Linked DNA regions of Mus musculus: region 1 is linked to region 2. A link is a loop called in an ENCODE intact Hi-C map of the cell type or tissue named here. Cell type or tissue: left cerebral cortex. All regions are shown on one strand. Each heading gives the region's core, and the rest is flanking DNA. Links, peaks and the distances in the headings are about the cores only.

Evidence for each region. Hi-C counts contacts between places; a loop is a spot of excess contacts. Peaks named below come from ENCODE experiments on the same cell type or tissue, not always from the same donor. Only the 100,000 strongest peaks of a DNase experiment are listed, where the experiment ranks them.
Region 1: it touches region 2 in a loop (2.5-fold over the local background); 7 of 42 quality-filtered maps call a loop at or near these places.

Annotation. Positions count from the first base shown.
Region 1 is chr1:176,855,100-176,867,426 of GRCm38, reverse strand. The region is part of intron 9 of Sdccag8 (serologically defined colon cancer antigen 8); the gene reads right to left. Among named protein-coding and RNA genes, the nearest start is that of Sdccag8, 47 kb to the right of the region's middle. In left cerebral cortex, for the core only: a CTCF peak has its summit at 5,092 (motif pointing right); a DNase peak (open chromatin) is centred at 5,083.
Region 2 is chr1:176,749,447-176,761,773 of GRCm38, reverse strand. It overlaps Cep170 (centrosomal protein 170), which reads left to right. Exons shown (of 20, transcript NM_001099637.2): 11 at 274-423; 12 at 3,257-3,377; 13 at 4,791-6,608; 14 at 11,614-11,848. Among named protein-coding and RNA genes, the nearest start is that of Mir350, 17 kb to the left of the region's middle. In left cerebral cortex, for the core only: no CTCF peak of the experiment used is centred there; DNase peaks (open chromatin) are centred at 6,325 and 7,635.

The DNA.
Region 1 (12,327 bases), core at 1,395-9,394, 110 kb before region 2:
AAGAATGAATTAGAACTGCAAACTACATAAAAAAAACCCTCAATCAAATGAACTTCCTATAGAATCTCAGTCCTCTGGCATTTGTCTATGCCTACAGCACTGGCCCAACCCAGGTCTCACATAGCTCACAAGCTATATGATTATAATTTGGACAGTCTAGGATGGTTAAGACAACCACAAGTGACAGTTCATACTGGTAATGATGTGGAGCAAGGGAAACACGTCTCCATTGCTGGCGGGGGAGTGCAAACTTGTACAGCTACTTTGGAAATCAATATGGCAGTTTCTTAGAATGGATCTACCTCAAGACTCAGTTATACCACCCCTGGGCATATACCCAAAGGATGCTTTATCCTACCATAAAGGAAACTTGCTCAACTATATCTACAGCAGCCTAATTTGTAATAGTCAGAAACTGGAAACAATCTAGCTGTCCCTCAACCAAAGAATGGATACATCAAATGGGTTATATTTATACAATGGAGTATTATTCAGCTGATAAAAAAATAACATCATAAATTTTACAGGCAAATGGATGGAACTAGAAAAAAAATCATTCTTGGTGAGATGACCCAGACCCAAAAAGTCAAACATGGTCTGTCCTCACTTCTAAGTGGATGTTTCAGGGAGGGAGCAGGAATGAAATCTCCTATTGTGGGGGGAGACAGGAGCAGGAGGGATCAAGTAAGAGGGAGATGGAGGGAGAAATTATTGGGAGAGACAACTGGAATTGGGGGCTAATTGGGGAGTCTATGGAAACTCCAAAGAATCTACCAGGGTAGCCCTAAGACTCCTAGCAATGGGGGATACAGAGCCTGAACTGACCATCTCTCATAGTCAAGCAAGACTTCCAGGAGAGGAACTGGAACAGTCAGCCACAAAACCTCCTACCTACAAGATGTGCCATGGGGAAGTGGCCAACCAATGTCCAGTCCAGTTTGAGACCCATGCCATGAGAGGGATCTCACCTCGACACTGTCTGGAGGACCAGGAACCAGAGGCCAGACAGCCCAGACACCTAGGACAGAACCAAATACAACCTAATAATATTCTGCTGTACTCCAAGACCAGAGCATAACTGTCATCAGAGAGGCCAACAACAGACGGAAGCAGATGCAGAAACCCACAGCCAAATGTTAGGTGGAGCTTGGGGAATCCTGCAGGAGAGGGGAAGAAGGGGTTGTAGGAGCCAGACAGGACAAGAACATCACAAGCAACCCACAGCACCAACCAGGGAAGCCTGCATGGACCTTACCTAGGCCCTCCTCACATATGTTACAGTTGTGTAGCTTGGCCTTCTTGTGGGTCTCCTAACAGCGGGAGCAGAGGCTGTCTCTGACACTTTTGCCTGTTTTCGGGACCCTCTTCCCACCACTGGGTTGCCTCATCCAGCCTTAATATGAGAGAGGTGCCTAGTCTTATTGCAACTTGATATGACATGTTTGGTGTTACCCCTAAGAGGCCTGTCCTTTCCTGAAGGGAATCAGAAGAGGAGTGGTTAAGGGGGAGAAGTTGGAGGGGGGAGACTTGGGGGGAGAAGAAACAGGGGAAAATGTGGCTAGGATGTAAAATATGAGAGAAAAAATTAAAACTATTTGAAAATAAAAATAAAGCAAACAAACTGCACAGCCACATTTGTTGACAGTAGATATGGAAATAGTCTCCGTGTACACCATTGGGTTTTAGGCACAGTTATGCTGCCCTCTGCTAAAAGCTAAATATAGACAGAAAATATCTAGGATATGCAGCAAACTCTCCTTCCTTCATCTAGAAGGTATTCACTTTCAGGTCTTTATTTTGGAAAGTTTCTGTTATCCTACAGTATGAGAGCCAATTTCAAACGTGTCTGGTTAATCAAAACCAAATTGTATTTGGTTTTGATTAAAACCAGTTCTCCAAGGAAGTTAGCCCCAACTTAAATCCTAGCTGAGTGCCTTAGAAACTAGGAAAATTTTAAACTAGATTGTAAGAGAAATGAGAGTGATTTTTTTTCTATAACTGAATCTGTTGGAGCCTGAAATACTAGGGAATACTGAATTCTGTGCAATTGTGTTAGTTATAACCATTTTCCACTAATCTAGTAAAACACAACCCAGTAACCTTTACTGATATAATGAATACTACCGGTATAAGTAAATAGAACCAGTATATCCAAAGAAATTCCCAACTGAACAAAAACTTAGGCATTAACACCATTTAAGTATGGGAACAGTAAGAACACCTGAGAGCCCAGCCAGCCCAAACAGCAAGAGGGAAAGATTCCAGTTTCCGCGGGAACCAGAGGAAATGGTCCTCATGGTGGCCTAGCAAGAGGAGGTTCAGTGGAAAGCACAAAGTGGAGCTGTCAGTCATATAAACAGAGTGCTGATGACTGACTGCTGAGCCTGAGGCTTCTGTCTCCTGATGCTCATCAGCAGGCGGCTGTGGAGGAGGAATGAAGAGCAATGACTAACCCTTAGGTTACAAATTGTCATGGAGTCTGTCACTAGGTATGTAACCAAGTTCACACATTTCATTTTATACCCTTTTAAATTTTTAACATTTATACTTGGTTACAATGAAAGAAACAGTAAAATTTAGTAACGTGTGAAAATAAAAAATTTAGTCACATATGCACACACATGGAAGCCAAAGTCCACTTCAACCACATCTCTACCTTAATTTTTGAGAGATGGTCTCCCACCTGACCTGGAGCTCACCAGTTACATAGACTGGTTGGTATTATGTCCTAGAGATCCTCCTGTCTCCACCTCCCCAGCAGATCCTACCTCAGGTCTTAATGATTGAGCAACAAGCAATCGCCTTACCCTTGGACCTAAATCAGGGAGCTGGCATCCCCAATCTAAAACGTCTCTAACAGGTGGCCTCACCAAGGCTCAGGACTCTCTAACCCTCACTACAGGGGTCTGCAGGGTACTGGTCCTTGTAGTTCAAGGGCTCGAATTTACTCATTTTTGAGAGCCACAGCTGATGTATAACCCTGAAGAAACAAAATCCTCAGAGGCTACATCACAACTAAGATGATCATGTCCAAGTGGGGCCTGCACCCCATTTTTCCCGGGGGATCTGTGGTGGGTTCTCCTTTTCCTTACTTGGTGGAAATGGCCGCCAGCCTTGAGGAGCTGAGAAATTTTGCTTTCCCAAACCAATGGATTCCACTCATGTGGCTTCCTTTGCAGTCACTGCATGCTGTTTATCAACAGTTATTTCAAAACATAACTTTGTGGGCTTCGTATTTCTATTTCTAGTTTTATTAAGCCAAAGGATAAAAATTACTATCATAAAGAAGTCAAACATTTTCCACAACAAAACTAACATCTTCCAACTGAAGTTTTAAACCAGGAAACCTATTTTATGACATTTCTAATCTTCCTCCCAACTGTTATAGTTTCCTAGAAATTCCAGCAAAAGACTCATGAATAATAAATTAATATACCACAATGATTTATTGTTTACGTTTAGTGAGCATAAAATTTAAAGCTTATAAATATGAATTTATTTTTTTGAAGCAAAGCCCATTAAATAAAAGTGATTATCAATACATTTAAGATTTTTACTTATGAATAAAACACAGTATTGCTTTTAATGTATAAATACTTGCTTACCGGAAACTTATCCATAAGCCTACACTGAGACTATTTGCATCAGTTAATGGCCATGTTCTGAGAAAAGCATACTATATCAGTTGACACTTACATAAGCCTGCATATTGTAGGTCATGTTACTGCTTCTGAAGCAATCAGGAGACCCTCTGAATATGAGGTGAATGAGGCTACTGCTGGTGTGATCACACACACGCAAGGGATACAGTCTAAAATAATGGTAAACAATACAACACACATGAAGGCCAATGACACAGTTGCTTTTATCACTGACGGTTGTATATACTACATAACCACATATGCCACATTCTGAAGCAGCACCAGGCTTGCTAATCCCAGCATCACCACAAACATGCCTGCGAGGACTGCAGCCCGGCTGGGTGAGGGAGTAAGGTGCACTGACAGCTTGGTTCTGTTTTGCACTAGACACTGTGCTGCAAGCGGCATGACGGCCATGCCCAAGTGAAGTCTGGTGCTCAATGCTTTTCTGGTCTTTTGTCCACCCCAAATTTCTTATTTCTGCTTTTTTGCTCCTCTTAAAATCTAAGACACAGAATAAAAATGTTTTTTTTTTTTTTAACATTTACTGAACCTTCTATGTTGCCATTTGTAAAGAAAATTTTCCTCAGAGTGTTCTTTCACCTCTCTTGTGCCTACTGACTTCCTAAGCCCATGCCTGCACACATCACTCAGCCTCTTTGATCCTGAGGCAGGCAGGCAGGCAGCCTGGAACCTTTGCTACCTGATTCTTGAATTTTATCAACACATTCTACCCTCATTGATTCCCAGATTATATTTTTTTTCTCCTTAAAAATCATCTTCAGTTGTAGTTGTTACATTTTTCAAGTGAAGCCCTTCACTGAGTGACCTTATGCACTAAAAGCTTCCTAAGTGGCACAGAGTCCTGTCACCACGTTCACCAGGGCGATTTCAGTGTTCTCCTCACCCAGGTAGGAAAAGGTACAGCTTTCAATCAGGAAATAATTTGCCCAAACCACAGATCTAGAAAGTGGAACACAACCATTGCTGGACAGTACTTCCACACCATTACCTGAAAACAACATTATGAACTGCCCAGGCCTGATATTTGTTGTTTTTTTTTTTTTTCATTTCTTTCTTTTTTAATTAGATATTTTCTTTATATTTCAAATGTTATCCCCTTCCCTGGTTTCCCCTCCGAAAATGCCCTATACCCTCCCCTCTCCCCCTGCTCACCAACCCACCCACTCCAATTCCTGGTCCTGGCATTCCCCTATACTGGGGCATAGAGCCTTCACAGGACCAAGGGCCTCTCCTCTGCTACATGTGCAGCTGGAGCCACGAGTCCCACCATGTGTACTCTTTGTTGGTGGTTTAGTCCCAGGGAGCTCTGGTATTTGTTTCTTATAAACAGGTCAGGAACTTTCACAGCCACTAGAAGGGTAAACAACAGTGCCATAAAGCAATGCCTTCTACTCTGAATGCAATACAAACAATGACCACTGGGTGGCAACAAACACCAAGCAACTACTTCGGATTAAAAAGTGCTTCTGAACTGAAAATATCCACAGTCCCTATCTTTTAATACTCTCCCAAAGCAAAATTCGTATGTTTTATCAGAACATTAGGTGAAAACTCACAGACTCCAACACCATGTTATCACATTTCAATACAGTGTGAATGCCAGGTACATAGCACACAATGTCCACCTCATACATTCTTTTTCCTTTTTTAAAAATTCTTCTCTCCCGGGACTCCGCAGAAAGTTGTCTGCACAGACAAGAGTGTGGACCACAGAAGCTAACAGCCTCTGTGACAGGCGAGAGCCACAGAGCTTCTGAGGCAGCGCCGTTTTCGGGCTCCAGACATCCGGCCACCTTCCAGGCGAGAGGACAGGGGCCCTCCTGGCCCTGGAGGTTTTTGCCTCAGGATCTGCGGAAGCGATCTTGGTTCCGGAACTCCACAGAAAGTAGTCTGCACAGGTGAGAATGTGGACTACTGAAATTAACAGCTTCTGGGACAGGCCAAAGCAACACAGCTTCTGGGAAAGGTTCTGTTTTGGCCCTTCATCTTTGACCAGGAGGAGGTCCAAACGCCAGATAACTGTGCACCTTCCCTGTAAGAGGTGAGCTTGCCTGCAGAGACTGCTCTGACCACTGAAACTCAGAGGAGAGAACTAGTCTCCCAGGTCTGATGATAGAGGGTAACAGAATCAACAGAGGAACAATCTCTAAACAGAGACAACTATAACAACTAACTCCAGGGATTACCAGATAGCGAAAGGTAAACATAAGAATCTTACTAACAGAAACCAAGACCACTCAACATCATCAGAACCCAGCACTCCCACTTCTCCCAGTCCAGGGCACCCCAACACATCCGAAAAGCTAGACCCGATGGTAGAGGACATCAAGAAGGACTTTAATAACTCACTTAAAGAAATACAGGAGAACACTGCTAAAGAGTTACAAGTCCTTAAAGAAAAACAGGAAAACACAACCAAACAGGTGATGGAAATGAACAAAACCATACTAGACCTAAAAAGGGAAGTAGACACAATAAAGAAAACCCAAAGTGAGGCAACGCTGGAGACAGAAACCCTAGGAAAGAAATCTGGAACCATACATGTGAGCATCAGCAACAGAATACAAGAGATAGAAGAGAGTATCTCAGGTGCAGAAGATTCCATAGAGAACATCGGCACAACAATCAAAGAAAATGGAAAATGCAAAAAGATCCTAACTCAAAACATCCAGGAAATCCAGGACACAATGAGAAGACCAAACCTACGGATAATAGGAGTGGATGAGAATGAAGATTTTCAACTCAAAGGACCAGCAAATATCTTCGACAAAATCATAGAAGAAAACTTCCCAAATCTAAAGAAAGAGATGCCCATGAACATACAAGAAGCATACAGAACTCCAAATAGACTAGACCAGAAAAGAAATTCCTCCTGACACATAATAATCAAAACAACAAATGCACTAAATAAAGATAGAATACTAAAAGCAGTAAGGGAAAAAGGTCAAGTAACATATAAAGGCAAGCCTATCAGAATTACACCAGATTTTTCACCAGAGACTATGAAAGCCAAAAGAGCCTGGACAGATGTTATACAGACACTAAGAGAACACAAATTCCAGCCCAGGCTACTATACCCAGCCAAACTCTCAATTACCATAGATGGAAAAAACAAAGTATTCCATGACAAAACCAAATTCACGCATTATCTTTCCACGAATCCAGCCCTTCAAAGGATAATAACAAAGAAAAAAAAAAAACAACAAACAATACAAGGACGGGAACCACGCCCTAGAAAAATCCCTCAACAAACCTAAAAGAAGACAGCCACAAGAACAGAATGCCAACTTTAACAACAAAAATAACAGGAAGCAACAATTACTTTTCCTTAATATCAATGGCCTCAACTCCCCAATAAAAAGACATAGACTAACAAACTGGCTACATAAACAAGACCCAACATTTTGCTGCTTACAGGAAACTCATCTCAGATAAAAAGACAGACACTACCTCAGAATGAAAGGCTGGAAAACAATTTTCCAAGCAAATGGTATGAAGAAACAAGCTGGAGTAGCCATTCTAATATCTAATAAAATTGACTTCCAACCCAAAGTCATCAAAAAAGACAAGGAGGGGCACTTCCTATTCATCAAAGGTAAAATCCTCCAAGAGGAACTATCAATTCTGAATATCTATGCTCCAAATACAAGGGCAGCCACATTCATTAAAGAAACTTTAGTAAAGCTCAAAGCACACATTGCACCTCACACAATAATAGTAGGAGACTTCAACACACCACTTTCACCAATGGACAGATCATGGAAACAGAAACTAAACAGGGACACAGTGAAACTAACAGAAGTTATGAAACAAATGGATCTGACAGATATCTACAGAACATTTTATCCTAAAACAAAAGGATATACCTTCTTCTCAGCACCTCATGGTACTTTCTCCAAAATTGACCACATAATTGGTCACAAAACAAGCCACAACAGATTCAAAAATATTGAAATTGTCCCATGCATCCTATCACATCACCATGGACTAAAGTTGATCTTCAATAACAAAATAAATAATAGAAAGCCAACATTCACATGGAAACTGAACAACACTCTTCTCAATGATACCTTGGTCAAAGAAGGAATAGAGAAAGAAATTAAGTACTTTTTAGAGTTCAATGAAAATGGAGCCACAACATACCCAAACTTATGGGACACAATGAAAGCATTTCTAAGAGGAAAACGCATAGCTCTGAGTGCCTACAAAAAAGAAACTAGAGAGAGCACACATTAACAGCTTGAAAACACACCTAAAAGCTCTAGAACAAAAGGAAGCAAATTCACCCAAGAGGACTACACAGCAGGAAATAATCAAACTCAGGGGCGAAATCAACCAAGTGGAAACAAGAAGAACTATTCAAAGAATCAACCAAAGGAGGAGCTGGTTCTTTGAGAAAATCAACAAGATAGACAAACACTTAGCCAGACTCACTAGAGGGCACAGGGAAAGCATTCTAATTAACAAAATCAGAAATGAAAAGGGAGACATAACAACAGATCCTGAAGAAATCCAAAACACCATCAGATCCTTCTACAAAAGGCTATACTCAACAAAATTGGAGAACCTGGATGAAATGGAGAAGTTTCTAGACAGATACCAGGTACCAAAGTTGAATCAAGATCAGGTTAATGATCTAAGCAGCCCTATATCCCCCAAAGAAATAGAAGCAGTCATTAATAGTCTCCCGACCAAAAAAAGCCCAGGACCAGATGGGTTTAGTGCAGAGTACTATCAGACCTTCAAAGAAGATCTAATCCTAGTTCTTCACAAACTATTCTACAAAATAGAAACAGAAGGTACTCTACCCAACTCATTCTATGAAGCCACAATTACTCTGATACCTAAACCACAAAAAGACCCAACAAAGATGGAGAACTTCAGACCAATTTCCCTTATGAATATTGATGCAAAAATCCTCAATAAAATTCTTGCTAACCGAATCCAAGAACACATCAAAACAATCATCCATCCTGACCAAGTAGGTTTCATCCCAGGGATGCAGAGATGGTTCAATATACGGAAATCCATCAACGTAATCCAGTATATAAACAAACTCAAAGACAAAAACCACATGATCATCTCCTTAGATGCTGAGAAAGCATTTGACAAAATCCAACACCCATTCATGATAAAAGTCTTGGAAAGATCAGGAATTCAAGGCCCATACCTAAACATGATAAAAGCAATCTACAGCAAACCAGTAGCCAACATCAAAGCAAATGGTGAGAAGCTGGAAGCAATCCCACAAAATCAGGGACTAGACAAGGCTGTCCACTCTCTCCCTACCTATTCAACATTGTACTTGAAGTCCTAGCCAGAGCAATTAGACAACAAAAGGAGATCAAGGGGATACAAATTGGAAAGGAAGAAGTCAAAATATCACTTTTTGCAGATGATAGGATAGTATATATACGGGACCCTAAAAATTCCACCAGAGAACTCCTAAACCTGATAAACAGCTTCAATGAAGTAGCTGGATATAAAATTACTCAAACAAGTCAATGGCATTTCTGTACACAAAGGATAAACAGGCTGAGAAAGAAATTAGGGAAACAACACCCTTCTCAATAGTCACAAATAATATAACTCTAACTAAGGAAGTGAAAGATCTGTATGTTAAGAACTTCAAGTCTCTGAAGAAAGAAATTAAAGAAGGTCTCAGAAGATGGAAAGATCTCCCATGCTCATGGATTGGCAAGGTCAATATAGTAAAAATGGCCATCTTGCCAAAGGCAATCTACAGATTCAATGCAATCCCCATCAAAATTCCAACTCAATTCTTCAACGAATTAGAAAGGGCAATCGGCAGATTCATCTGGAATAACAAAAAACCTAGGATAGCAAAAACTCTTATCAAGGTTAAAAGAACCTCTGGTAGAATCACCATGCCCGACCTAAAGCTGTACTACAGAGCAACTGTGATAAAAACTGCATGGTACTGGTATAGTGACAGACATGTAGACCAATGGAACAGAATTGAAGACCCAGAGATGAACCCACACACCTATGGTCACTTGATCTTTGACAAGGGAGCTAAAACCATCCAGTGGAAAAAAGACAGCATTTTCAACAAATGGTGCTGGCACAACTGGCTGTTATCATGTAGAAGATTGCGAATTGATCCATTTCTATCTCCTTGTACTAAGGTCAAATCTAAGTGGATTAAGGAACTCCACATAAAACCAGAGACACTGAAACTTATAGAGGAGAAATAAGGGAAAAGCCTTGAAGATATGGGTACAGGGGAAAAATTCCTGAATAGAACAGCAATGGCTTGTACTGTAAGATCGAGAATTGATAAATGGGACCTCATAAAATTGCAGAGCTTCTGCAAGGCAAAAGACACCGTCAATAAGACAAAAATACCACCAACAGATTGTTAAAGGATCTTTACCTATCCCAAATCGGATAGGGGACTAATATCCAATATATAAAAAGAACTTAAGAAGGTGGACTCCAGAAAATCAAATAACCCCATTAAAAAATGGGGCCCAGAACTGAACAAACAATTCTCACCTGAGGAATACTGAATGGCAGAGAAGCACCTGAAAAAATGTTCAACATCCTTAATCATCAGGGAAATGCAAATCAAAACAACCCTGAGATTCCACCTCACACCAGTCAGAATGGCTAAGATCAAAAATTCAGGTGACAGCAGATGCTGGCGAGGATGTGGAGAAAGAGGAACACTCCTCCATTGTTGGTGGGATTGCAAGCTTGTACAACCACTCTGGAAATCAGTCTGGCGGTTCCTCAGAAAATTGGACATAGTACTACCGGAGGATCCAGCAACACCTCTCCTGGGCATATATCCAGAAGATGTCCCAACCGGTAAGAAGGACACATGCTCCACTATGTTCATAGCAGCCTTATTTATAATAGCCAGAAGCTGGAAAGAACCCAGATGCCCCTCCACAGAGGAATGGATACAGAAAATGTGGTACATTTACACAATGGAGTACTACTCAGCTATTAAAAAGAATGAATTTATGAAATTCCTAGGCAAATGGATGGACCTGGAGGGCATCATCCTGAGTGAGGTAACCCAATCACAAAGGAACTCGCACAATATGTACTCACTGATAAGTGGATATTAGCCCAGAAACTTAGGATACCCAAGATATAAGATACAATTTGTTAAACGCATGAAACTCAAGAAGAACGAAGACCAAAGTGTGGACACTTTGCCCCTTCTTAGAATTGGGAACAAAACACCCATGGAAGGAGTTACAGAGACAAAGTTTGGAGCTGTGACGAAAGGATGGACCATCTTGTGATTGCCATATCCAGGGATCCATCCCATAATCAGCATCCAAACGCTGACACCATTTCATACACTAGAAGATTTTGCTGAAAGGACCCTGATATAGCTGTCTCTTGTGAGACTACGCTGGGGCCTAGCAAACACATAAGTGGATGCTCACAGTCAGCTATTGGATGGATCACAGGGCCCCCAATGGAGGAGCTAGAGAAAGTACCCAAGGAGCTAAAGGGATCTGCAGCCCTATAGTGGGAACAACAATATGAACTAACCAGTACCCCGGAGCTCTTGACTCTAGCTGCAAATGTATCAAAAGATGGCCTAGTCGGCCATCACTGGAAAGAGAGGCCCATTGGACACACAAACTTTATATGCCCCAGTACAGGGGAATGCCAGGGCCAAAATGTGGGAGTTGGTGGGTAGGGGAGTGGGGGGAAGGGTATGGGGGACTTTTGGGATAGCATTGGAAATGTAAATGAGGAAAATACCTAATAAAAAATATTAAAAAAACAGGACACAGGGATGTCTACAAAGAGTGCCACCTGAACTGTGCCTCCTATGAGGATCAAGTGTGCCATCTATGCATGCACAGAGCAGCCTGCACGGGCTCAGAGAGCTCAGGCTAATGCTGTTAGAATTCACATGCTGGATCTGCACGAAAGAGTGTGGTGGAAGATAATGCATGGAAACGTATCTCTTCCTATACTTCAGGAGAGGGATTCCCTAGGGAGATAGTTACAACCCAGAAAACCTAAGATAGTGGAAAGGACACACTGGAACAGGGGGAACCCAGGAGGGCAGTCAGGACGCTACAGCAATAGTCTGCACACGTGGTGTAAACGCTCAGCAGAGTGTGGGAGGGGAACGGTGGGCACATAGGGGACTGGAGTCATGGTGAGGTGTGGGCAGGGGCTGAAGATATTGTAAATGCTATACGTCTGAGTTGCTGGCAAAGTAGTATTAGTGAGCAAACCAACGGCAAAGATGCAGTAGATAGAAAGTGGGGCTGTGTAGAAGATGCTCACAGCAGATGTAGCTCAAGCTAGAGCAGTGACAGGAAAAAGCCACATGTCGTGTTCAGTGGCCATGGATGAAGGAGGAAATGGATGAAGGAGGAATGAATCTCAAGAGATCGGACACTGTGGCGGGCAGGACTGGGAAGCCACACTTGGGTTTAGTAAACCAGACCCAAGAGTTCCTCACAGAGCCACACAGAGAAGACCCACAGGAGGACCGTGCCAGCCAAGCAGGAGAAGAAAAAGACTGCCGTAAAGACAGGACAGCTGACACTTCCAAAGCTACTGCATGAGGGTGAATGTGATGAGGACAAAAGGAGGGTGGGCCCTGGATTGGTACTGAGGAAGTGAACAGTTCAATACGAACACAATCTGGAACTTG
Region 2 (12,327 bases), core at 2,667-10,666:
CCTTTAAACAAATCTAATGTAGTATTTTGAATATTTAGTTTCATCAGCTGGAATATTTGCTAACTATTAAGGATAGTCACATCTACAGCTGCTGGCTTCATGTCCAGTCCAGCTGGAAGTCACCCTGTCATTACACAAGTTTCCCTTGTTTCTGAAATTGCCAGCTGAGGGTAATTTAGAATTTTTTTTTATTTGCTTTTGATGCTGTTGATATTCACACACTAATCTGGTGCCCACATTTATTTTCATTTTGAAACAAATTTTTCCTTCTAGGTATTTGGAGTAGATGACAATCAGGATTATAATAGGCCTATTATCAATGAAAAGCATAAAGGTCTCATAAAAGACTGGGCTCTCAACTCTGCTGCAGTAGTAATGGAAGAAAGAAAGCCATTGAGTACACCTGGGTTTCATAACTCAGAGGTATGCAATTCTTTTTATAGCATAAAATACAAGTTTTCATCATTTGGAAGTTATTTTAAGTATATATATCTCCCCTTGTGAAATGCTTAAAAAACTAAATTTGGACTTTTTTATAATTTTGAATGAAAATGTAAAGCAATTCTAGTTTTCATTGTCCTTTCAGTGTTAGTGAGTGAAATAATTACAAATCAGCAAACACGTAATAAGCTCCATATTCCACTTTGTAAGTAGCACAATGAGACAAAACAAGAAATATACCCTGCTTATATTCTGTGGGGGTTATGTGTTTGCAATTAGAAGACTGAGCAGGAAACATGAGAGGGATACACTTGATCGCTGCAGTAACAACCAGTGTGGTATCCTGGATGTAAGGAGAGTCATGTAAGAACAACTGATCACTGATGTAAGAGCCAGTGTGGTACCCTGGATGTAAGGAGAGTGATGTAACTGAGGACAGTTTGACCACATAACTATGACATCAGAATTCCATTCCAGTCTATGTAGCAAAAGGGAATATACTTGCATAACACCTATGTTACTGGTTCAGATAACAGGCAGTGACTTCTAGTGGAAGCAGCCTTCAAGCTGTTTTAAAAATAAGGAAAATGCAGTGCAAATTAACTTGGCTGCTATCTTAAATCTTGTCATTTGTAAGGCCAGAAACCTTAAATGACTTTGATTTTTTTTTTTAAGTTTGAGGTGAGCACTGTGTGTGCATGTGCGTGTGTGCATTCACGCGTGTATGTTGCACATGCATGTGGGAGCCAGAGGAGCACATGCATGTTTTCCTCTATTACTGTCTGCCTTATTCCTTTAGGACAAGGACTTTGACTGGGCTGCCCAGCTGCTTGCCTTTACTGTTGCTGCTGATGTCACAAGCACACACAGTCATGATCAGCTTTTTATGTGGGTGCTGGGAATTTGAACTCAGGTTGTCGGGTGCTCTTAATCACTGAGCCATCTCTCCAGCCTTTTTCTTAATTCATCACTTTACTCTTTAGATTAATTTTCTCTAAGGAGTAAGTGAGTGATGAATAAATATAAAATGTAAATAAAAGAAAATCCAAGTTACATAACATTACTATTTCATTTATATTCCTACAAATATGTTTTTAGGGACAGATAAATAGATCTGTATGCTCAATAGTGTTAAAATTGTTACCCTGCGGTTTGCTATTTTCTGAAAATTGTTAGAACAATTACAGGCTTTTAGTGTTCTTTATTTCTCTTAAACTTAGGGAAGTTTTATTCTAATTTCTGTTTAATTTACTCACTGAAAACAGATGATATTAGTAATGATATCAGGCAGTGTGTTGGTATTTTGATAAATCCAGGGAAAGGTTTTTGTAAATTACTTTAGATTCCCTCGTCTCTCTTCCTCCATCTATGCCAGGTAAAATTCATATAGTTCCAGTAAGTTACTGTCTTTGTAGCCATCGTGTAACAGGCCATTAGAACAAAGCACAACATGCCATAAGTATATAATAGTGAAGCCGCTCTGTTGTGGATGCTCTTTGCACAGTGCAGGATCATCTGGTACTGTCTTTGGTGCTCAAGAGTTATAGATGGGGATTGTAAGACCTTGGAAGGGAGTCCAAGAAGTCTGCTAACTTTGGTGTCCAGTTTGTCTATATACATCTTTCTCTACATTTATTTCAATCTATTCTTGATACCATACAATATATTGTCTACATGAATCATTACTTTATCAGTATCTAGCATCAGTTTGCTCATAATTAACACAGTAACTTTTTAAAAAAAGGTATATTTAAATAGCTCAAAATGAACTTTTGTAGTTTTATATTTTTAGTGTGAATGGCTGCCTGAGTTAAGGTTTGGGTGAGAGGTGTCTTTGTTCTTTACAGTACTAGGGATTGAACCTGCCTTGTACTTGCTAAGTGAGTCTCTACCACAGAACTATATATCCCCACGCTCCCTTTCTGTACGTCACTAGGTTTCACAGGCTGATCCCACCTCTGATTTCAGCTTGAGATAGATAACTTTTATATTACCCTCAGCCTACAAATGCTAGGGTATGTCCATGAGTTAAGGGATACACACTTCACTAGAAGGGTTCAAAGACAGATAAAAACATAGATGGGTCTGGGTACAGACTGGGTATAGCAAATTTCATAGTGTGTTATTTTCAGCTTAAATATCATAGAAATACCAGGCTTTGGTTTCCTTTTTTTAAGATTTATTTATTTTTGTTTATATGAGGACACTGCAGCTGTCTTCAGAGACACCAGGAGAGAGCATCAGATCCCATTACAGATGGTTGTGAGCCACCATGTGGTTGTTGGGAATTGAACTTGGGACCTCTGGAAGAGTAGTCAGTGCTCTTAACTGCTGAGCCATCTCTCCAGCCCAGGCTTTGGTTTCTTGAAATCTATTAAAATATAACCTAGTATATTTGATAAGTCTTGAAACCCTGAAGCCAGTCTGATTTCTTAGAAAGTATAGGACTAACAGGTAACTTTAATTAATAACCCTTTAGATTCTCTTCCTTTTAATGGAATAAAACCAATTGCACTGGGCTAGCTGCAAAGCTGTGATTTGTGTCTGTCCTCCTCTGGCAACAGAATAACTGTTGTACCTAGTACCATGTTAGTGTATAAGAAGCACAGGAGATTGTATACTCCGTTCATAATAAGAATACATTGTGGTTGAACGGAACAGCTAGAGAGCCTTGATTGAAGAATCAATGCATCATAACAAGCTGAGCTTGAGACATGGCTTCTGTGTCACATGCTGTGACTGAATGAAGTTCTCGCTCATGAAAATGAGCATTGGCAGGGTTGTTGCATTCTCTCTCTCTGTTTTTCTCCTTTAGGAAGCCATATCTTCATCTGGAAGCAAACGTTGGGTTTCACAATGGGCTAGTTTGGCTGCTAATCATACAAGGCATGATCCAGAAGAAAGGTTAATGGAATTGTCTGCAACTGTAGAAAACGGTAATTTCTCTCTCCTCCTCCATGTTTACCTCTTTTCTCTCCCCTCCCTCCCTCCCTCCCTCCCTTCCTCCCTCCCTCTTTTAGTGGACCATGTGTATTTAAAAACAAAACAAGCTAAACTTAATACAGTTAGAAGTAAATTAAGCTTAAATGAAGTAAACTGAGGACTAGTGTATATATTATACAAGATGCTATGCTATGCCACCTAACCCCAAGTCCTTTTTCCTTAAAAACTTTGGTGTAGTTCATAAATTGAACCTTCCAAAGACAAAAGGATAACTACTAAGATTTAGTATTTCATTTTCAGACACTCTGCTTTTTTATTGTAAATTTTTGCTGTTCAAGTACAATTTTAAAACTTCAAAAAATTAACCCTTCTTGATATGCCAATCTGTTAGAAAAATATGTAATTACCATTATAGTGTAATCATAAAGATAAGGTAATAATTTGCACATGATTCATATATGTATGAATTTATATTATAAATTAAGGTGTCAAATATTGATTTAATTATTTTCTATTTCATTTTTTAGTAATAATGTTACCTTGTACTACATAAGTATATAGTATTCTAAATTATCAGTTTACACTTAAAAAGCTTTACAGTTAATTTTACACATTAAAATGCAAAACAAAGACTCACATATGATCCCTTCATTTTTAAATTCTTTCAAATATGATCAAATTTTTTTGTCTCTGTCTTATCACCTCAAAAGTATTCACTTTTGCATTGGGATCTACTAAATTGAAAAAAAGAAAGAAGTCATTTATTTTAATAAGCTGCCTTACTTAATATACCAGAAAATTATGGTTTAACAGTCCCTTGGTTATAAAATTATGACAAGTCCTGTCACTTTTTACTATTTTCATATTTTCTATTGATACGGATTGTCTTAGGGTTGTCCTGCTGTGAAGAGACACCATGACCAATACAACACTTACAAGGACAACATTTAACTGGGGCTGGCTTACAGGTTCAGAGGTTCAGTTCATTATCATCAAGGTGGGAACATGGCAGCATCCAGGCAGGCATGGTGCAGAAGGAGCTGGGAGCTTTACATCTTCATCTGAAGGCTGCAAGGAGAATACTTGCTTCCAGGCAGCTAGGATAAGGGTGTTAAAGCCCACCCCACAGTGACACACCTACTCCAACAAGGCCACACCTCCTAATAGTGCCACTCCCTGGCCCAAGCATATACAAAATATTACATGGAATTTTTTTTTAATGCCTTGCTAAAAGCTAAGATATTTTGCCCTTTTTTCTTTTCTTTTTTTAGGAAGTACAAATTTTTCACAGAAGGCATTCATTTTATACTGAGGATATTTTTAAACTTATGCTGTAACTAGTAGACATTCCTTTTATATGTGTCCTTTTGCTCTCATGAATTTCTGCTTTGATATTTTTATTTTAGAGACAGATACTGGTGACGCTGGTGTTTCCCTAAGAAGTACTAGTTGTACAACTTCCTTGGCTAGTCAGGGAGAGAGGAAGAGGCGAACTCTTCCCCAGCTCCCAAATGAAGAGAAGCTACTCGAGAGCTCCAGAGCGAAGGTCGTTCCACAGAGGTCAGAGATAGGAGAAAAGCAAGACACGGAACTGCAGGAAAAAGAAGCCCAGGTATACCAAAGCGAGAAGCACGATGCAGACCGAGGCCTGAGTAAAATGAGCAGGGCAGTCAATGGTGAGAGTCCTAAAACTGGTGGAGATGGTAAAGCCCTCCTTCACTCAGGAAGCTCATCTAGCAAGGAGAAGAGTGAGACGGAAAAGGAAACTTCTTTGGTAAAACAAACATTGGCTAAAATGCAGCAGCAAGAGCAAAAGGAGCAGGCCCAGTGGACTCCTACTAAGTTTCCTTCAAAAAATGCTTTAGGCCATATAGATAAATGTAGGGAGGAATCTTCTAAGCAAGAGTCCCAACTCTTAGAAAAAGTTTCAGGACATTCTACGAGCAAAGGAGACAGAGTAATACAAAATGAAAGCAAGAGAAGAAAAGCTGAGGAAATTCCAAAATGCCAGGCCTCAAAAGGAGACAAGAAAGAGTCTTCCAAATCGTTAGTGCGCCAAGGGAGTTTCACCATAGACAAGCCCAGTTCCAACATCCCCATAGAACTTATCCCCCATATCAATAAGCAGAATTCATCTGTACCCACTGCCTTAGCACTGACGTCTGCAAGTAGACTCCGAGAAAGGAGTGACTCTTTGGATACTGATTCTAGCATGGACACAACCTTGATTCTAAAAGACACAGAAGCAGTGATGGCTTTTCTAGAAGCTAAACTGCGAGAAGATAATAATAAAACTGATGAAGGCCCAGATACTCCCAGTTACAATAGAGACAATTCAATTTCCCCAGAGTCTGATGTAGACACAGCCAGTACAATTAGTCTGGTTACTGGAGAGACAGAAAGAAAGTCCACGCAAAAGCGGAAGAGTTTCACTAGTCTCTATAAAGACAGGTGTTCCACGAGTTCCCCATCCAAAGATGTTACTAAGTCAGGCAGTAGGGAGAAAATTGAAAAGAAAGCAAAAAGCCGCTCTGCAGATATAGGTGCAAGAGCAGATGGTCGCAAATTTGTGCAGTCCAGTGGAAGAATCCGGCAGCCTTCCATAGACTTAACAGACGATGACCAGACCTCTAGTGTGCCTCATTCTGCTATTTCTGACATTATGTCATCTGACCAGGAAACATACTCCTGCAAATCTCATGGACGGACTCCACTTACCTCAGCCGATGAACACAACATACATTCCAAACTGGAGGGAGGCAAAGCAACAAAGTCTAAGACTTCTCCTGTTGCCTCTGGTTCAACAAGCAAATCCACTACTCTCCCAAGGCCACGGCCCACCCGGACTTCCCTCCTGCGAAGAGCCCGGCTTGGTGAAGCTTCTGACAGTGAACTTGCTGATGCTGACAAAGCATCTGTTGCTTCTGAAGTGTCCACTACAAGTTCCACATCAAAACCACCCACAGGAAGGCGAACCATCTCTAGGATTGATTTATTGGCTCAGCCTCGAAGAACAAGACTTGGCTCATTATCTGCCCGTAGTGACTCTGAAGCAACAATTTCAAGAAGCAGCGCATCTGCACGCACCGCAGAAGCTGTCATTAGGAGCGGAGCCAGGCTAGTGCCATCAGATAAACTTTCTCCTAGAACTCGAGCTAACAGTATCTCTCGGCTCTCCGACTCCAAGGTCAAGAGCATGAGCTCCACTCACGGCTCTCCTTCAGGTAATTGGTTCTAGATTTTTAATAACAGCAGTATGTTTTCTGTATTGGCTTTTTATATTTAAGAATTATATTTCTAGCTGTCTTAGAAAAATAATTCAAGAATAAGGTTAAAATTAGTGAGTTACTATCTCCTCCATTAAAATGTAAAATTCCAAATAAAGTCTTAGACAAAGTAGTGATTTCAAAATAAGATATTAACTAAACACATTTAGGAGGTTTTTTTTTAATTTGATAGAATTATATTAGGAATTACTATTTTAAAAATAATGTTATGCTCCTAAAACCAGGTGTTTCAGATTTCTTATGAACCTGAAGAGAAATAATATACCTTTTTCCATCCTTTTGGAAATAAATATCTGATTAAAAACTGTTTCATATACTTACACATTTATAGTTGGAGCTGTTGAAAATTAACTTCATTTATTTCAGTGGAAGATCGTGGATTCATGGGGCAATCACTAAACATGTGTGGGTCAAATTAAACTGGAAAGTTAATTGTGAACATTATCTTGTACTCTTAGCGTTTAACTGGAGTGATTATCTGTCACTACAATCACTACTCATTATCTCTAAGCGCTGAAGTGCTATTGACTTACTTGTCTGCACTTCGTATTTAAGCTGAAGCCATGGAGACTGTGTGGCTACAGCTGTGAGGCAGCTAGCTATTTGTGTGTATCCTCCAAGCGTGCTCTTATTACCTCACAATCAGCTGCACGTGTGGGTGTGGCTGCAAAGGCCAGTAAGGGTAGACCAGCTGTTCCCAGACTTAAAAGTTTATGATTCTTTACCAACAAGCTAAGTGAGCCCTAAGTCTTGAGTTAAAAGTAGAGGAACATTGGTGTGTAATCTTGATTTTACTTTTGCTTAATTTATAATACATCCTTCACGACTCAACACCAAGCCAATCGTGCGTTGTAACTGTGTTTCCTCCTTCCCCACTTTCTGTCCTCCTTTCACTGCTGCTCTTGTCTGCTCCTGTTCTGTCCTGTCGCTGCTGCTCAGTGACTGTGTTGATGACAGTCAGAGCCTATGGTAGGACCAAATGCAGACTGAAGCTTAATGGAGGATAAATGATGCTTTCTTTGTTATTCTGGCCTGTTTCCACACATCAGTCTTTGATTATTAATCAGTTGATTACCAGGTATTGTTATTCAATTATCTCTTACGGCTCTTACGGCTCTACCTTCTTAGTTCAATCCCTTTGTGCTGCTGCATTCTGAGCTGTGTTCCCCGATTTCTTCTGCAACAGCGCTTGTTCTGCCATCTTACCTCCATTTAACACATTAAGATATGTTTCCTTCCGTCCTAACATGAGCTGTGATGTAAGTTATATTTTACAAAGAGCATAATGTCGCTTCTTCTCTGATCATTGACTAGCTCTTACCACATGATTAGTCTGATTTTATTCCTTACTCTTTAGCATGAAGTGGCTTATTTAAAATGTGGTCCAAATAGAACCACTTGGCAAGTCTAAAAAACAAATATAAGATTTCATATCATATACAGGTAGTGATTTTTATTTCTGCTTTGAATACAGATCTTGGTACTCCTCTGTATCTAAACAAATAATAAATCCTTGAATTTCTTAATGAAAGTCCCTAGAGAAAATTGAGTTAAATGTTACTTTTATTCTTTATACTTAGTAGTTGGATATTACATAATTACAGTTACAGAATTTAAGATCTAGAAAGGATATTTAGAGAACTGGTACCAGGAGATGAAATAACCTGCCCTGATCAAATCTTAGGGCAGAATGAGAATCCAGGGTCTTTTACTAGCTGTTGCTACTCTGTTAAGAAATGTTACTGTATCCTAGGTTCCATAAGACACTAGTATCTGTTATGTTATTACTAGAAATATATACAAGGTAGATGTGACATAATTTTGGTGGTGATCACTAAAGCATCGAAAGGCTATTTTATCCAGTCCAGTGAAGAATGTACTAAATAGTTGTTACATGGTATGATTACTAGAAAATTTGATTGATTTTTAACAATTGAATGTCTTCGATGCTATAACATTTTTATTTAAGATAACTGTATTATCTTGAGTGAGAATGAAAAGAAAAGAAAAAAGAAAAGAGGGCTTTAATAAACATAGAATCATACTGGCCAGGGTTTCTATTCTCCATGTAACATTAAAAGACCTTGGAGTTATCTACCACCTGTGATACTGGCCATATTGACATATGTAAAAAGTATTCTGTAGTATTTTGGACTAAGTCATTAATTTTTTTTCCTTTCATTTAATGTGTTAAGCATTGATGACTCAGAATGTCTAGTAACATTGGTAGCAGTTCTTTTATGCAATTTGCTTCCAAGGGTTTAATGACTTTGTTTTACCCATATTCTTTTGTTAATTAAAATCAAGGACCCTAAGTTATCAAAATAAGAATATGGGTTGCTTAAACAAGGGGACTTGAGTAAGTTCCAGGCCAGCCTGGCTACTTACTGTGTCTCAGGCTTGGACTGTATAGCAAGATCCTGTTTTACACTAGCTAGTTAATGAAGTAGCTGGTGTTCATTGTTTTAAGTACATAGTTTAGAAAGTGTTGTTAAAATTTTTAAGGTTTTATTTCTTAAATATTTTCCTTATTCTAAATCTCAAAATTCAAACTGGAAATTAAACAGTGGGCATTTACAGCTTGTGTTAATTTTTCTTTTACATGAATGGTGAAAATAGAAAGCTTTCCCAGAGAAATGTTTCTCCCTGAATAATCTTATTGCTAAGTGCTTATAAATATACACAACAAAACTTGTTTGTACTTTAATTCCTCTCTTAAGTCCTATGATATATAATGAAAATGTGTATTTTTCTGATCTTTTTTTTTTTTTTTGCTAAATTGGTAGTTGTATTTTAAGATCGACATAGTTTTGTTACGTTAAAAAGAAATAGTCACAGTTAATCATTAATAAGTCCTTTTTTATTCTAGACATAATAAATAATAGTATGTTTCTAGTAAAAATACTATTTTATACCTTCAGTAAAATAGAAATATTGTATATTTTATAACTAAAGTAAATTTTATTTTGGGTAAAATAGATAGTCTATTATCTATTGTCAAATTAAAGTTTTATATAGTTTCATTTCTAAAAAATATAAAAATACATATATGGATTGTAAGACATGATTCTGTGTGCTGTGTTAAAATAATTTATAATGTTATAAACAAATATGTTTCTTATGGCCTACAAGATTAAAATAATCTTGAAAGTTACTTTCATTTTAATATGTATTGATAACTAGTGCTTCACCAAAGAACAAATTAGACATTGATATTTTAAAAGTCCCCAGTATGGATTTTCAATTTAGTGATCTATTAAGTGCCTTAGTAAGATCAGTCTAATTATATAAATTAAACATATTTTTGTAAATAGAAAATTTAAGAAAGTGAAAGTGATTTTTAAATTTAATCTAGATAGGTAAAAAATCTGAAAACCTTATATGATCTATTTTCCTGTCATTATACTTTCTCCTCCTTTTTTCCTTCTATACGGAACTCCAGGCCCTGGGTTCAGTCAGTCTTCCCTGCTCAATTAAACCTTTCTAGAAACATGCTCATAGGCACACCCAGAGTTGTATAACCATGATGATTTGAAATCCTGTAAAGATAATGATGAAATATTAACTATCACATTCCTCTTCAGAAAAAAGAAAAATATTTATATATGCTTTTTACAGAGACCCATGAGCTTCCTCTGCATATTCCTATCTTCCTGTACCCATTAGTCTAGATCCTAACCCCAGGAGAGCAAATAGTTGTGTGAGTAAGTACAGGCTCTGATTTATACATATTGCCCCTATAGATTCCTCTGCTTTAAGCCATCTTCAGTGGCGATGTGTATAGTTTTATCTAAGAGCCAGCCCACTTCAAGGAAAGTACAGTTTGAAGAAGTATCAGGAAAAGTATGAAATTCTAATGGAGGATGAGGAAATTCTGGGCTTCACTTACCTACTATATGGAGTAGGCCACCCTCGTCATTCAGAACTATTCTTAATCACTTGCTAGCCAGACACATCATCTAAATGCTAGGTACACATTAGTTGTTAAATAACATTTTCTGCCCTTATGGAGTTTACCATGAATTAGACATTAACTTCTCTGTTCTTTTCTTGTTTATATTTTACAAATTACTTGTATGTTTGATTTTGCTATTAACAGTAAAATGTCTACATTAATTTGTCTTCTAATTTTCAATGTGTCAGCAATAACATTTGTAAAATGTCTTTACTAACTGTAAATGAGAAAGTAATTGCCACTTTCCTTAATGACAATCTGAATTCTCTCTTGTGCCTTAAATGTCAGTGATTGTGAGGTTTTGTAGTCTCATGCTTTGTAGAGTTTACACCATTGTCTAGTTTGACCATATGTTTTTGGTGTTAAAGCAGCAAAGAATTGTACTGAAGATGCTTTGTTGTGTTCTTTTACCATGTAAAGAGACTTTTTCCAACCATAGCATAACAGGATGTTGAATGACAGAGGTAATGTTTTTTTTTTCCGCCATAAAGGCATAATTTCTGGACAGGAATTATGCACATATGTATGTTGGGAAAAGAGGGTTTTCTTCATCTCTGTGTTCAAAGTCCATGTGGCATGAGGAAGTCTTTTCCCTTTTTATTTTTGTCTTGTTGGTGTTTTTGCTGTCATTTAAAAAGCATCCATATCTCGACTCAAAAAGTATGTGCAACTGAAAACACCCTTGTTAAGCATTTATGACTAGAGCTTGTTTATCATTAGTGAACTTTTTCATCTGAATGTTTATTCGCTACACTATGAAAAACACGGTCTTTTGATTGTTTTTAATCATTGTTTTTAATTCACCAATGTATAATGTTTCAATCTTTAAGGAACTGTAGACTTAGAATTTTTTGTGAGGTATGTGTGTCAGTTACTGAAAATTGTGCTGTGTGTGAACTCTCGTGGTGATCTTGTAATCATGATTTTTATTTAAAAAGTTTAAATGATAACATAATAACTCTTTTTTTAATAATTAAACAAATTTAGTAAATTCAAGATGGAGGCGCTTTCCTACTGATTATGCTTCCACCTCAGAAGATGAATTTGGATCAAACCGTAATTCCCCTAAACATACTCGTCTACGTACTTCTCCAGCCCTGAAAACCACTCGCATGCAGAGTACTGGATCAGCAATGCCTGCTAGTTCTTCATTCAAGCACCGAATTAAAGAACAGGAAGATTATATCCGAGATTGGACTGCCCATCGAGAAGAGATAGCCAGGTTGGCTTTTATTTATTTTTTATCAGCATTGCTGGTTATTGGGGGCTGGAGAGAAGTGACTCAGCAGTTAAATGCAGAGGAGAAGAAAACCTGGGTTTGGTTCCCAGTACCCACAGAACAGCTCTCACTGTAAATCCAGTCCCTGAGCAGCCAGTGTCTCTTCTGACTCCTCAAGCTCTTGCTGTATATGCTGCCCAGACATACACTCAGGAACACCCACATACATATAAAATAAACCAAATGTTTTTTAAAAATATCAAAAACATTCCAGGTTAATAACAAAAATTTGCTTCTTTATACAAATTATCTAAGAAGTAAAATCCTCAGGTCTAATTAAATGTTTTATTAAAAGAATTACTCTTTATCAGACTTTTGTTTTCATTTAAATTATTTAATGTTCATGCTGTTGATATAGAGCAGAATACATCACAGAATACATTCATTTTGGTTCCCTTCCCACTGTCTAAGATTTCTAGTAG